2 separate regions of the Mus musculus genome follow, and region 2 is linked to region 1. A link is a loop called in an ENCODE intact Hi-C map of the cell type or tissue named here. Cell type or tissue: heart. All regions are shown on one strand.

What was found. A loop is a pair of places that touch in the nucleus more often than their neighbours do. Peaks named below come from ENCODE experiments on the same cell type or tissue, not always from the same donor. Only the 100,000 strongest peaks of a DNase experiment are listed, where the experiment ranks them.
Region 2: it touches region 1 in a loop (2.0-fold over the local background); 9 of 42 quality-filtered maps call a loop at or near these places.

Annotation. Positions count from the first base shown.
Region 1 is chr9:118,867,799-118,875,798 of GRCm38, forward strand. Itga9 (integrin alpha 9) reads left to right here. Exons shown (of 28, transcript NM_133721.2): 24 at 1,493-1,618; 25 at 4,023-4,142. Among named protein-coding and RNA genes, the nearest start is that of Gm51695, 15 kb to the right of the region's middle. In heart, CTCF peaks have their summits at 3,537 (motif pointing left), 3,737 and 6,882 (motif pointing left); a DNase peak (open chromatin) is centred at 5,963; H3K27ac peaks cover 255 bases; H3K27me3 peaks cover 235 bases.
Region 2 is chr9:118,689,150-118,697,149 of GRCm38, forward strand. Itga9 (integrin alpha 9) reads left to right here. Exons shown (of 28, transcript NM_133721.2): 14 at 121-275. Among named protein-coding and RNA genes, the nearest start is that of Itga9, 86 kb to the left of the region's middle. In heart, no CTCF peak of the experiment used is centred here; DNase peaks (open chromatin) are centred at 192, 4,302 and 5,452; H3K27ac peaks cover 1,299 bases; H3K27me3 peaks cover 648 bases.

The DNA.
Region 1 (8,000 bases):
CCCTGGTCAGGGAGAGTGGCTGAATTTTAGCTGCACCAGATCAGACACCCTAGAGACCCTGGGAGCCTTCAGTCTCCTGCTGAAGCAGGACCACCCTGAGCCTCCCATAAAAGTGGGTTATTTCCTGATTAAAATGATTCCCGTATAACCACAGTCAGGAGCGCAGTGGCCAAGGTTTTCATCCACCACCGACTTCAGCTTCTGCTTCCTGCCCCACATTCCACCGGGGCCAGCCTGTCATAAGGCATCAGATGCCCTGACCATCACTTCCCTGTACTCACACCACCCCAGAGACGCCCTGTGGAAGAAATTAGTTCTGGCTGTGACTCTGCCCACCGAGGCCTGGCCGTTTCTCACACATATTGCTGCTGCTCCTGGCCCCTGCCCCTCTCTGCTGGCACCTACGGCCAAGTATCACCACCATCTTCTCACACTGGGGGCTCTTGAGCAAGACCAACTAGGGTGGGTTGGCAACCAGGTTTCTCCCCCTGCCTGGAAAGCCAGAACACCAGTTTTCAGGACGCTGAGGAACTCTTGATCTGCCTCTGACTTCAGTGAGAGTCAGCGTGTCTGTCCTATAAGTTCCGAGGCTTTCTCGGCACCAACTGGGTGTGTGGTATGATGACCAAGCCTTGCGGAGGTAGGGAGTCTTCACTGGAACTTCTGTGCAGAAGACTGTCTTCTCTGGGCCTGTCAGCATTGTCCCCTCAAGGGACAAGCCAGAGAAGGGGAGTCCCACATGCGTGAGAATGAAAGGAGACAGACGATCTGAGAGCAAGAGCTCACAGAACCAAACCTCAGGTACCCACCATGTGGTTGATACTACAGTTGGAACAGGAATGAAGACCCAGAGCAATTCTCTCAAAAACAGCTCCTAAGGGGTTTTACAGCATCCTGGTGTGCTCCACAGAACCTTCTAGAAACTTCCAACAGCGGGCCATACATGAAGCCCACTTATAAGCTTGGACAGACCTAAGGTCCCAGAAGACCTGGGCTCCAGACCAGGGCTTTTGACTCTGTTAGCACGTGACTTGAATTTCTTTTTGCCTCCTAAACGCCTGTCTGAAAGGAGTGATATAAATGAGCTTTGAAATCAGGAAGCAGAAGGTTTAAGCTGTTCCTCAAATCTCATTTGCATGCCGTGGTCATCTCAGCTCAGTTTATTGAAGAACTTAATAGCCACATTTTCTGTCAGAACTTCTGCCTTAAACACTTCCCAGCCAGAGCTGTGGTAAGCCTGTGGGCCTGGCTGCTAGGCAGGAGGATGTCTTGAACCCAGGAGTTCAAGGCCATACCTGGAAACATAGTCAATAATTTCATAAAATGAAATGCCCTTTGACCATTTTTGTCCTCTAGAGAATGGAAGCAGGGAGCGTCTATGCTCAGCTGCTGTGTCAGATGCTTATAGATCTAAGACCGCTGGTTCTAACAGCTCTCTCTCTCTCTCTCTCTCTCTCTCTCTCTCTCTCTCTCTCTCTCTCTCTCTCTCCAGGTGAGCCAAGAGAAGGGTAACTGCTCTCTACAAAGAAACCCGACCCCCTGCATCATCCCTCAAGAACAAGAGAACATCTTCCACACCATATTTGCTTTCTTCTCCAAGTCTGGAAGAAAAGTGTTGGTAAGAAGTCACTTGGTGACGGGAGCCATGATGGTGGGCCTCACAGGGAAGGCATGTCGGAGATGAGAGGCCAGTCTTCTACTTGGCGCTTCTTATTTCTCAAATCCAGTTTTCACTGGTTAACTCAAAAAGCCTTGAGGACTATAATCAATCCCTATTTTTCAGCCCAGGGTTTCCCTCACAAATCTATATTCCAAACGCCATTGCATGACTAACAGAAATCCTAAACAACCTGCTGTCAGGAAGCAAACGATTTCTTCTCCTAGAAGGAATCTACAGTGCAATGGGGAAACCTCCTAGCGGTTTCTATTAAAATTAAACATGTATGTATTACACAACCCAGAAAAATGTACCATTTCTGGGTCTATCCCCAAGAAGTGAATGCACGTATTGTTGAAAGACACAGGAATATTTGAAACAATTTTAGAGTAGCCAAAAACAGAACAATTCAGATAGCTATCAACAGTACAACGAATAGACGAGCATATCCATACACATGAATATTATAGAACTACAAAAAATAAATGTAACTAATAGTATTCCATACACTATGCAGCATAAGTAAGTCTCACAGAAATTACACTAAATGAAAGACGAATAAAGAACATTCTGGAATGTGTGTAAGGAGTTCAGAAGTAGTAAAGATGGCAAAAAGATAGCATGGTCAGGTTGGTTCTCCAGTGAAAACATGAAAGACATACATGAAACATACATAATACCTATGTAAAATATATCAATATAATACTTAGAATTTGTTCTTTTTACTGTGTGTGTCCTACCTCATCAGAGCTTTTTCAGGGTCCCTTTTCCTGCATCCTGATTACTTTCACTGAGGGCTTTACTTCCACCTAAGCACACCCCACACTCACTTGAACACCTCTCCCGCCCCTTGGAGAGCTCAGCTGCCTGCTATTGGAGACTTAGATTTTTTTTTCACTTGCATACTGTTTTGCTTTGCTTTGTTTGTTTGTTTGTTTGTTTGTTTGTTTGTTTGCTTGCTATGACATTATACCCTGGCAAAAGCAACTTAGGAGAGAAAGAGTTGACTTTAGCCCACAATTCCTAGGGCTCAATTCATCACTGTGCAGAAGTCAGGAGATACCCAGTCACCTTGCATCCACAGTGAAAAAACAGAGAGGGTAAAATTAAGTCATTTCTGCTGTGCTCAGCTCACTTTCTCTATTCTCACACAGTTCTGGACCCCCTGCCTAGGGAATGGCGCCACCCACAGTGAGCAGGTCTTCCCACATCAATCAGTATAGTGGAGATAGCCCCTCACAGACCACCCTGATCCCTCATTGAGACTGTCTTCCTAGGATTCTAGATTATGTCAAGCTAACCAGTGGCCCACATAGCAAGGATAGCCTATCTTTGTAAAGGCCCTAGGGGACAGTTAGATATAGTGACATCGGCTGTGTCTTCCATACACGCTGAAATGTCAAGCTGAAAATGTCTCCTGCGATTGAAGCTTCATACAGGTACACACACACACACACACACATATACGCACACATCCATACTTTATATATAAGATACACTTCCAAACACAAAAGAAAAATTCCTCCTTGGTCATTGGAATAAACTTCCCCTTGGCGGCGTATGCGTCACCGAGTCATATAGCTTCTTTGTTCTTTAAGCACCCACCCCTGCCCCACCCACTAAACAGGAGCATGGTGTCTGCCTGCCAAGGCATGGACCCAGAATCCGCTGTAGTTGGAAAGTCTTCCTGTTTAAAAACTCACGAAAGTACACAGGGATATCTAAATGTTTCTTTTGGAGAAGAATTGATTCTCCTGGTGAAATTCAACTTTTTGGTAGGATTAACCGCATAACCACCTTATGTCTACTTGTGGACTCCCCCAAACACAGGAGACCAGAGCCCTAGTGTTCAACTAGGCCAGAAAACCTTCTACCGCCCTCTGCTGGTGACAGAGCAAAATTACATCTTCTTTAGTTTGGTGGGGCAGGGTATGTTAGTTATAGTTTGGTTTTTTTTGTTTTTGTTTTTAAAGCTACTCCATATACCAGTACAATTTATATATTAAATAACAGTAATTGAACTGGGTGATATAGTTTTAAACAGAAGAAATCATGGAAATAATTCAGGTTACACAATCCCTCCCTCCATACCATATTTGTTTAAAAATCACTTTTCTAAATCCATTGATGGGACAGGTGTGTTCAGTGACCGAACACACCTAATTCCTATTTTACTCTGTATTTTGGAGCTGGGATGGAATCCTGGGCCCCAGACAAGCTGGGCAGGAAGTCTGACATTAGCCACTCCACGGGCCCCATCTCTTCCTCCTGATTTTGCCTCAGTTAACATAACAGACACTCTGCACTATAGATGGCTTTGGATGGTCTCTGTCTCTTAATTCCATCTGGGAATTTTTCTCCTCAGGACTGTGAAAAGCCAGGGAGCTTCTGCCTAACGTTGCACTGCAACCTTAGTGCTCTTCCGAAAGAGGAGAGCCGCACCATCAACCTATACATGCTACTGAACACAGAGATACTGAAGAAGGTGAGTCCCCGGGCTGCGCTCTCAGCGGTTACCCAGAATCCCTTGGAATCCGTTCCCAGAACACACGGGCTGCCCCTTATCAAACTTTCCCAGCATGCACCACTGGCGATTCGTCCATCAGACGTTGCCAAGAAACAGTATCAGACCCTCAGTGTTCACCTTAATCCAAGGACTGGCGGTGTCACCGAGAGTATCCTAGCATCTTTACCGAGTTCTAGCATCTTCAGCTTCCCGGGTTCTCATCTGCCCCTCCGCGCTGTTGCTCTTTCCTTTTCCTTGGGCTAAGCTGTAGGGCGCCCTGTGGCGGCTGCGTGCCTTCAGGTCCAGGCAGAGGTAGACGGATCTCTCAGTTTGAGGACATCCTCTCGAAAAAGCAAATATCTCCTTGGGCTTATAAAACCTCAGATTCAGTGGGGGATGAAACCTGAGATGGTACTGACAAGCTTATAAATCCTGCTGATTTGGAGACCATGTTTTGTTCTGATTTTGATCAAAGGTCGCCCTTTTCTGTCATGGGCTAGCAAGAACAGTTTTAGGCTTTATGGGCCAGAATCATGCGTGGTCAGGCCTTTGACCTTGTGGCTTACTGTGGTCACCTGTGACAGACAGGCTTGAGAGGCTCATCAGCTTTCAAAAACAACACACAATAAACAAGTTTTAAACAGGTTGATTTTGTGTTAGGCTGCCCATGTTCATAGCTACATGCTACACTGTAGCTATGCTAACTTAATCGTTTGCAACAGTTTAACTCTGTCAGCAGCCACAGTGTGGACTATATCCAAATGCAGGGCATGTTCTTAATAAAACTTTATTTACACAAGCAGACAGAGGGCCAGATTTGACCCATGAAGCCTTAGTTTGCCTGATCACTTGTTCAAATGATCCCTCAAAGCAGTTGGGCCCGTGAACCTCAGAACACTTTGCTACTGTGAGTTTATCAAATATGGTTCCAAATCTCTCAGTCAGTCAGCAAACCAGTGGCCCTTAATAAAGGTTTGCTCTGATTTGTTTTAAGATAAGAGCTTGCTGGTTCAAGAGGCTGTGCGCCACAGGATGCTATAGAAATAGTTGGATATGAAGGTAAAAAGAATATGCATGTTAGCCTCAGAGTTCCTTTTTAGTTTTATTTGAAAAGACTAAACATGCAAGACGTATACAAAGCCATCGGGGCTGTCCACAGGTGAGAAGCGTCAGCGCTGTCTCGTGGTCAGCTTTGAATTAGCCCCAGCAGTGATGCGGCAGCCTGAGAAGATGCAGTTGTTGGGGGGAGGGGTCTGCTTGTTTTCCCCGCCTCTCTGTAGCTATTACAGTCTCCACACACCGTGGAAAGCTGGACACCATCTGGTTCCCTAGTTTGGAAACTAGTTTGGAGGAAGTTGGGCTCCCACTCAGGGCTTCCCTGTTCTTGATATAGGTCAGCGTTGTTAGCAGAGGCCAGGTGTGAGCTTCATCTACCATCGCCCTTCCACGAGTCCCTCCCTGACGTGGTTCACTAGGAGTCAACATACTTTCTCCCTGGTCCATCTTAGCCAATGCTGCTGACAGCTCATTTCCCATGAACTTGCTCATCACTGCCCCCAGAGTGATGGCACTGGTTGTCCTGCCTCTCTGTCTGTCTGTCTCTCTCTCTCTCATCCAGTAGTGACACTTAACCAAGGACTCCATCCCAGAAACATTGTTCCCACTGGTCGGGCAAACCAGTGGAGCCCCAGGCAAAAGAGGGTGACATCTCTGGGTTGTCATACAGCAGAAACTTAGGCATAGAGTGTGCCTTGAGTCTGAAGCACTGTCAGGCCTGGACCTTATAAGGCATAGCGCCTTTGGGGGTTGACCAGATGGCTCCAGGGCCATTGGGTCTCCCTGGGGACTTGGATCAACATGGACCTTGTGGCTGGCCTCCGCCTAGGGTTGTTTATTTTCCTTTGACCTCAAGGTCTGGCTCCAGACAAGGGAATCTGAGGTTTTATTGTTTTAACCTCCACTAGTTTTCATGTAGAATGTTGGGTCTATTTTTTTTTTTAATTTTCAGAGGATAGGATTTCTTTGGCAGTGTCCCTAAGGCCTTTTTCACAGCCACCAGGGGCCTACTATACACCAGCCCTTCATCTCCTTGGCCTCTAACCTAACCGTTATTGTCACTGTTAATATCTACGGTGGTAACACCGATGATTTATAATAAAAATACAGTATGAGAGGACAGCTCTACAGCTCAGTGGGTAAAGGGGCTTGCTGCCAAGCCTGACTGACTTACTCCATCCCCACAACCCACATGATGGAAGGAGAAAAAGGACCGATAAAAATTGTCTACTGATCTCTCATGTAGGCTGTAGCCTGTACATGACCCCCAATAATTCCCACACTAAATTAAGTAATTAATTAAGTGTAAAATCAATAGAAGGCCAGAGGATACAGGAAACTAAAATTTATAAAACTAGTAAATTGCTGGAAGATTTTTATGAAGCAGAAATATTCTTTTGAATGACAGTCCTCCCAGAAGCTTTTTAAAGTATTTTTCTATTAAGGAAGAGAGTGGTTAAAAAAAAAGAAAAGAAAAAAGAAAGGAAGAAAAGGAAGGAAGGAAGGAAGATGGGGGAGCTGGAGAGATGACTCAGCAGTTAAGAGCACTGACTGTTCTTCCAGAGGACCAGAGTTCAATTCCCAGCAACCACATGGTGGCTCACAACTGCCTGTAACTCCAAATCCAGGGGCTCTGATGCCCTCTTCTGGCCTCTGCGGGCACCTGCACTCCTGCACATACTCCCCACACACAAATAGCAGACACACAGAAATATATATAATTACCATTAATATTTTTAATAACAAAGTTCAGTTTGACCAATGCATATATAGTTCTCAAGTTCAAGTGGGCCTTACACATAGGAGCCCAGCACTCCCATGGGTGTCTGGAGATATCCCACTGCATCTCATTCCTATGGACAACTGAGAGATGTTTATGTTTAAAACTCTTAAGCTGTTGTTAACTGGGGTCTTTTGTTGTTTGTTTGTTTTGTTCTGTTTTTAAGAATAATTTGTACACAACTCCTATGTAAAGTACTACGTCAAGGATGTCCTTGTTCCAACCCAGGGTGGGCTCTGTGGTTTCCTGGGTGATGAGCAAGGGGTCCCCTTATAACTTAACATCTAGAGCAATGTTTCTCAACCTGTGAAACACAACCCCTTTTGGAGTTAAACAACCCTTTCACAGGAGTTGCCTGAAACCATCTGCATATCAGATATTTACATTATGACTCGTAACAGTAGCAAAAGTATTTAATTAGTAACAGAAATAAATTCCATGGTTGGAGTAACCACAGCATGTGGGACTGCCTTACAGGGCTGCAGCGTTGGGAAGGGTGAGGACCACTGATTTATATAGAGAGGTCTTTGTTGTTTCTGTGTGCATTGGGCCACTGTAGGTCAAAGCTGGCCACTGACTGTGAAGTCTGTCTCAGTCCATTTTCTGTGTCCCAGGGGGCATGGGACCAGGAACGAACGTATAAACGATAAAAGTGCCTTTGACTTCTCCAGACTCAGGCCTGGAGGATGAGAAGTTCAAGGACAGGGTGCGAGGATTCAGCCTCTGGTGGGAGCCTTGAGCTACAGGGTAGCACAGCAGGCCTTTCTACTTCTTAGAAAACTGCCACCACAGCATCGTGCAACAACCTCTTCCTGGAACACACACACACACACACCTCTGGAAGGAAATCCACAACAAACCAAAGTAATGATTGGGCCAAAGTTTAACCTGGTGAACCAGTGAATATTTGTTGTGGTTCCTACAGATGTATAGATGTTTGGCCACTTACAGTAGCCAAGATGACTCCAAACAGCATTGATGAAAAGCCCATCCCCCGACCC
Region 2 (8,000 bases), 180 kb before region 1:
ATTTCATTCTTTAATTAAATGCTGGCTGAAGGCCCGGGATCTATTCTGCCTGTGTAGTTCATGTTTGGTTCGGGAAGCTGCTACTTAACACAGGTTCCCCTCCCCCTCCTTGTCCTGCAGGGCCAGACCGGTCATCACGGTGGATGTCTCCATCTTCCTGCCAGGCTCCATCAACATCACAGCACCTCAGTGTCACGATGGACAACAGCCTGTGAACTGCCTGAATGTCACCGTGTGCTTCCGGTTCCATGGCAAGAATGTACCAGGAGAAATCGGTAATGAGTCACAGTGTCGGGACTCGCCAGTCTTAGCTGATGCGAGGTGACAACCCGGGGGATGCTCCAAGTTCCCTCTCACTTTGAGTCCCAGTGGGCTTTGCAGGCAGGGGGTCTTGTGGACTGGATACTCTTCCTCTGCGGCTCTGCCTTCCTCTTCCCTGCTCATTTACGTGTTTCAAGTTTCACACACCCTTCAGCTCTAGGACAAGAACCTCTTCCTGCATTCTCTCCCCAAATACATGAGGACCAGACGGGAACTCACCGGGCGGGGCAGAGTGTGGGCTGCTGAGATGGAGTGCCTGAGCATCCTCTGCATGCAACACTCCATGCATTGACATAAGGAGATGATAGGAATCTGGAGGCCGCCCACTAAGCTTGCACCATCAACTAGGTACCCGACACACAGCTGACTTTGGGATCTGGAGGTGAAGGTTTCCAGGACTCAGGTTTTTAAGAGTGTGGTGTTACTCTGGCATCTCAGAGAGTTTGGGAAAAGCTCATATTCAGTTAGACATTCTCGGACAGTCCAGGGAGATGGTGCTGCACATGGGGTTGGGCCCTCCCAAAATCAACCATCAATCAAGAACACTCTCTATTAGATATGACCACAAGGCAAAATGAGGTACATGCCTCAGTTGAGATTCCCTCTGATGATGAGAGGCAGTGTCAACTGGAGAGCTGTAGCTAATTATGGCCACTTCCGTGTGAGGTTTGTGTGCAATCTGAGTGTGAAAAGCACTACTCTGGAGTTCGTACTTATGCACAACCCCCAAACCTGCAAAGCACACCCACACGTGTAGTTCCCTCAGCTGGACTTAGGACATTCCATCCGTTACATCAACATGCTGATCAGTTGTTAGCAAACATTTCACAGGATGCTGTAAGCAATTATTATGTTGGAACGGGGAAGGGATGGGGAGTTGCCAAACCCAGGCCCTCTTGCCCGATAAATACATGCCTATACTCCCAAACCCCTGAATCTTAATTTTGTTACACATAAAAGGGATATTTTAGAGCTCTAGAAGATATGCAAGCAATAGTTCACACTGATTCTCATTCAATAACCATTTACTCAAATCTACCTGCGCCCTACACCAGGAACAGTTCCGAGCTGCAGGCCTGTGGGGAGTTCTCGTTGCTCTGTTCCTGATGTGGTGGTGGACACCACTTTTATAGTTATGATTTCGGTTCTGTAGAACATTAAAATGAGTGGCATTTGGGAGAGCGGAGAAACCGAGAAGTGAGTTTAAGGGCAAGAAGGCTCAGAGCGTGAGACTCCAGGGCTGAGTGAGGAGATGGGGTGGAGCCCCTATGCTTTCTCAACCGGTGACCCTTTCCGGGGCCACAGTCACACAACAGCTTTTCACAGACCACTAGGGTCTGAGCTTGACCATGGTCCTTAAAGTATTGAAAGGTTGTGGAAAGGCAGGCTGAGGAGCCACCTGGGCAGTGGTCAGTGGTGGGTGTTTGACCCCTGTGCATTCTCCATTCAGGTCACTTCCCTAGCCTCTGTCACATGAGTCACTGAAGACAAATGTCCCTTTGTACTCTGCGGCTCTCTAGGAATCTTTGCCATTAGCAACCAGGTTGGGGCTTGAGTTATAGCTGAGTCTTAAAGAAAGTGCTTAACATGTGTGAGACCCAGAATTCAACCCCCAGAAGCACATGTATGTGCACACATGGAAGAACTAAGATTCACGTGTGGACGATATTGAAATTGATAGGGCAGTAAGGAGAAGTCCCCTCACTTGTTTTTGTAAGATGCTGCCCTCCGGGGACAACCACCATCACTTCATCTGAATAGCAGGAACTACTCAAGGCCCCTGAGATGAGGTTGTTGTCTGTTCCCTCATAGAAGGAAGAAGAGGGAAGTCACTGGACTCACCTGAGACTCCAGCCATTTGCGTCCATACCTCTTAGCCATTTGTATGTCATTCTGCCCTAATTGCGCTTGGCCTCACAGTCTCTGGCACGCTGGAGTGGCCGTGGGAGGTCACTGGAGAGGTGAGGACCATGCAGCTGTGGGGAAGTTGTCATCTATGCTGGGGTGACACTTTCCAGAGTGGCTGTTCTGGGATCACCCACACTCCTGCAAGAACCATTCTTTCATGCTCTGTAAGTTAGCCCAACAATCCTCCTGGTTCCCTGTTGGGAATTGGTTCTCTCCCCAAGCTGGACTTTAGGGGATCATAGTTTGTTCTGGACTTTGCTTGGCCCTTGAACCCCTCTAGAAAAGGGGTAGGCTTTCATTTACATCCCTTTAGGGAATGAATTCCCAAACTATCATCTCATTTTCTTCTGTCATTTTCATGAAAATGAGGGACATCTCAATCAGAAATGGAGAATGAGCTGGCTGTGGAGCAGAGAGTTTAGAGAGAAAAATGGATGGCTGTTCTGGAAATGTGGTCATCAGTGGGGGTGGTAGCTTATTGGAGCTGTGTAAGCCAGGGCTGATGTGGCTATCCCCCATGGTCAGCAAGGAGACTCTTGGTTCCACAGAGCTAGGAAGACGGTGTCCCCAGTCTCCAGATACAGGAAGGACAGGCACCTCCAGGACAAATGGTCCTCCACCCAGGGTCATCTCCTAGGCCTCTGCATTCAGAAGGCAGAGCTGGGGGCTCTGTATTCCTTCCTACTTCTTTTTGGCGGTGGACCCCTAGCTGTCCCGGGTGTTGTCTGTGGACTGCCTGGTGATGCCTGTCTGGAAAGGTCTTCTGGACACTCGGCATGTCTGTATTCTGGGCTGTTTACCAGCAGATGGCTGCATATGGGCAGCCCCACCTGGGCACCTGAATTACAACCAAGGGTGGGGTCTTCTGTGGCATCAGTCTGGTGGGTCTTCAGTCACATGACCTGTTTGGAGGATGACTTTGGGAGCCAGAGAAGCTGTCTTGTCCCTTGGGCTTCTGCATCTTGTCCTTGGAACCTATCGGGCTTGGCCAAGTACACGTCTCTTCAATCTTGCTTCAGCAATGGGAAATCTCAACTCTCATTTGGTCACAGCAGTGTCAAGTTCAGCCTGTAGAGGGGCAATGGTGACTTCTGGGAATACTGTGAGAAATGGGATGTCCATAAGGGGTGAATTTGCCTTGGCCACTGTAATAAGCAAAATCCAGTGAGGAAACAGATTGCCGCAGTATACATTGTAAGAGGGTTTGACTCTTCTTGGAAGGGACTGAGCAGGCCGGAGAGGAAGCAGTGGTAACTGCAGAGGAGAGCTGCCATGGCTGAGTCCAAGCCAGTAGCTGTCCAGCTAGCTGCTCAGATCAGCTGCATGACATCTCCTGCGGGCTTCTGGTTAGCCATGTACACACAAACTGAAAGAGAATTTCAGGTAGAAGACAGTGACCTGTGCTTTACCAAGCTTCTGGGTGGCCTGTCAAGGTTACACTCAGTTAACTCCTTCCTTGGGGTTATCAGAACCTGAGAGTTTGTGGAAGGGACTCTGTGCAACTCCAACCCAATTCTTTAAGCAGAGAGCACTGGGTGGAACTACATACCCCTCTGAGAAAGTATGATGAGGGCTCTGGGCCATGGAGAAGAAACTAAGAAGTTGAATTATGGCTGTTGGGGCCAGCTGCCATGAAAAAAAAAGTTGTTGGTTAAGCGGATGAATAAGCATGGAGGAGAAAGGCCTTCTTACCCCTCCAGCCTTGCAGGCTCCCTGTCTCTCTCTCTCCCTCTTGTTATTGGCAGAACCTCACAGGGAGCTGTTGGCAAAACAGGTTTGTGGGATCCCAACCCTAGAAGCACAGCAGAGTGGATGGTGGGCTTGGAACTGAGAACCAAGGGCTTCATAAACCAGCAGAGAAGCATCTCGGTTCATGGGGGATCTGAAGTATGAAGGCCACGTTCCTACTCCAGAGAGCCTTGGCTCTCAGAGGCCGTTCTCCGTGCTCACCCTGGACTCTGGAAGCATGGAGGTGGGAAGATGAACCTCATCTGTGTTATTTTGGGCTCTTGGATCAGCAAAGCGTGATGAAGCTCTGCCAGACGCTGTGCTCAGCCCTGGGCACAGAGCACAGGCTCACATTCTAGCGGGAGGGGTCTCCTCACTTGCCCTTCTAGACACGTGCCAAGTGGCATGCCGGCTGGCTTCCCACTCTGGCAGCAGGCAGCCTCACGAACAGGTTTATCCCATGTTTCACTAAGCAATTGCAAACAAGAGTTCGGCTCATTCCAAAGAGTATTCTCGGATGCTTCATCCTTGGCTGCCTGTGGCTTCCTAGAGCCTCCTGACAGCCACAAAGAGAATTGATTTCTGTAACCAAGAGCGATTTGCTCCTTACCCATAGGCTATGTCTCTAGTTAGACCATAGGGTTGTCTTGGTGGTCACAGGCTTGCCCTAGCATCAGATGAAAACTTGCAAGGGCTGAGTCCCATGACATTGCTTTTTCCACCTGCTAGTTCAGGGGTTGAATCCAGGGTCTCAAGCATGCTACGAAAACCCTCGACCACAGGGCTGTGTGCCCAGCCTGTCTTTTGCTCTCTGATCCTTCACATCTCCCTGGCTTACAGACAACCTGACAAAGCTTTCCATTGAGCAGAGGCCCTATCACTGCCTGCAGACAAGCTGTCGATCCCAGCGTCCGAGGATGGCCCTCAGGTCATCCAAAGGCATAGCAGAAATATAGTCGGAAGCAGATACCTGGTACCCGCAAACCCTTTTTTTCTGACGTTAGAGGTGGTGTATCTGCTCTGGAGAGCTTTTTTTGCATGAAGAGAATTTTCCCAAAGCTTCTGGTCCCCTGAAGTGTAGGAATAGGAAACGGAGAGCCTTGTCCACGGAAGGAACGGAGTTACCTAAAAAACTAATTGCTTGCTGCTCAAGTAAATATCGCATTCTTTGGAAGAAGAGAGAGAGGGTTAAGAAAAGCCAGCAAGGTGGAAATGTCTCTTTCCCTCCTCTCCTGGGATGCGCTGAGGGAAATGAGTAAGGCTGGAAGTCAACTTTCAGAGCTGAAACCTTGTTCTGATGGAGATTTGGGAATGATTTGGTGTTGGCTGGGACAGACCAGAGCCCCAGTTGATTCAAGACAGCTGGTGCTCTCCCGGCCCCAGCCCATGTGGGGGGCCTTTGGGAACCAGCTCTGGGGCAGGGAGGGGAGGGGCATGACTGGGGACGGTCAGCTTTTCCACCACATGACATCATTCGACATGGCATAGACACAAACTGCCAGAAGGAAGAACTTGATGTGTCATGTGCTGTGAGAACCGGAGCTAACCAGAACCAGCATCCTCCCGGGCAGGGGCTTTGAGGGCTGGCTTGCATTAGGGGGTTGCTACTCAGACACCACCCTACCTCAAGCGAGCTGATTGGCTCCAGCCTAGCATGTGTGGGGCACTTGAGTGGGAGCTATTTAAAGGTCCCGCTGGAGCAGAGGGCTTCACAGTCGACCGTTTCTTCTTACTTCTGGCAGCTCCCAGACTCTCCTCACTCAGGAGTTTCTTCATGGTGAATCTTGTTTGTTTCTAGAAGGGAGAGTCAGATGAAGAATCAACCTATATAGACTTAAAATGTCAAGATAAATTCCATACCTCGTAGGAGGCAGCGCTAGAGAGGAAATGATTACCTTTGGCGGGTGGATAACCAGGTCTGTCTGGGATCAGACACTTGAACACTGGGGATAAAGCTACTAGGTTAAAGGGTTGGCACCTGAATGCCCCACTCAGAGCAGAGCTGGTGTCTCATCTATGGCTCTGTTGTTTGAACTGCAGCCTCCTACCCTTCCATGAGCCTCCAGAATCTTCACTCGTGACTGCAGTGATACTTTGAGCAGTAGGCGCTTGCAAAATACCCAGCGCGGCGTAGCAAGCCAAAGTCATTCCCCTATTCTGACTTGCCCTGGGTTAATTTAAAAATCTCCCACAATAGACTCCCAAGACAAGGGTCTCAGGGCACACCTTGGCAGAGGGATGAGCCCGGGCAGTACCAGCCTGTAAATGTGACAGAATATTGGCATAAGCAGGATTCTCCAGAGGAACAGGCCAGGGAGATTGGAAACGGGAAGAATAAGAGTATCAGGGGGTGTGGGGCGAGCTGATGGGTTTTAAGGGATTTGCTCATAGGACAATAGGACTGACAAGCCTGAATTCTGAACTAGGCAAAGATGCGGGCTGAGCTGAAGCTTTGGTTTAGATCTGTAGACAGGCTCGATGCAGAATTCCTTATTGGGGTACAGAAAGAACTTAGGGGTTTTCTTCTCAAGATTTTCAACTACTGCAGCCCACCCACATTGTGGAATTTGTTTTGCTTCATTCAAAGTTTAATAATTTAACTGTCAAACTCATTTCAAAAGACCCTTACAGAGGTGTGTAGTTCAGTGCTTGACGGGTTACCGAGGTCCAACCAAATTGGCACATAAATTAGCCATTCTAGCAAACCAAACAGGGCCTGTATGACTAAGCATGTCACCACTGTGGGTCCATTAAACTCAGTCCTGCTGGGCATCTCATGCCTCAGTGTGAGGCACCCTAAGGGGAAAGAAAACACTGTCTACCTACTGGGTGCTGCTTGGAGTCCTGGCTTCTACCATGAACTGGAAAAGTACCTTCGTGGAGACAGAGAGATTGGAAAAGGCCAAGAGGATGTGTGTTGGAGTCCACAGCTTCTGCCCTGACTTCCTGTCTTCCTGTCTTCCTTCCATTCTCTCTGAGCTCATCTGGCTGGATCACCAGGGTCTGCTGTCCCTCCCAGTTTCCTTTTCCTGGGGGGCATGAACAACCCTCACTTGTCAGCCAAGAGGATGGCTGGACAAGGGCTGTTAAAACCATGTGGCTCTAGCCACAGCCTCTGACTTGTCCCAGCAGTGGGCATTCTCCAGATGTGATCTTGCTACATAGCATCCTGAAACTCGCTTCATTTAAACATAACCTTTCATACTGTGGGGTTGTTGGTGCCTGAAATCAATGGTAGATTGCCTCAGAGTTTGGCTCTGGACCTCAGTCTGTGCTTGGTTCTGCCACTTCTGCATTCAGAGAGTAAGAGGTTTCAGGTCAGGTGAGACTGAAAAATTAAGTTCTCAGACTGTGTGGTAGGAGTAGCCAGACTAGATCTGGAGAGGTCTTGATTCTACTGAATGGCAGATGGCTCTTGGGCTGGGCTGAGTATTTCCATTTGGAAGCCTCGGGTCCCTTTGTCTCAAAAATGGAGGTTTTGTATGAGTTGACCCAGAGAATTTCTTCAAGACCTTGGCAGTCTATACACACACACTCCACTTGTAGCATCTGCTTCTACCCCGTGCTTTCTCTACAAAAGCACTTTCCCTAGATGCCCTTTTCTTAATAGTAGAACTATCTCCTGGGATGACCCATGTCCTGGGTCCCTCCTGGTGACCCAGCATCACCTTAGAATCCAGCTGTTTGTTGGGATATGCAAGTTGGGGGCATCATAGCCTTCAGTGACTAGGAATCTGCCATCTGGGCATGATGGGGAGCCATGATATGGCAGGGGCCCAGGGAAACCATTAGATACAGCAAAAGTATGCCGAGACGTAGCTAAGGACAACTGACAAATCACCTTTCTCTCTCCCTGTTCAGACTTCCCCGGTCTCGTGTCTCTTTGATGTTGCTTAAGGACACAGTCATTCCTGTGAGTTGGGCTCACCATACTTAAATACTGGCCAGGCACTGGCTTTCAGTGGCTCAGCTTCTGACAGATGGGTGTGTGGAGATGGCTTGGGGAGGGGCCTCTTGTTTGCCTCCCCACTGGTCAGCTATCT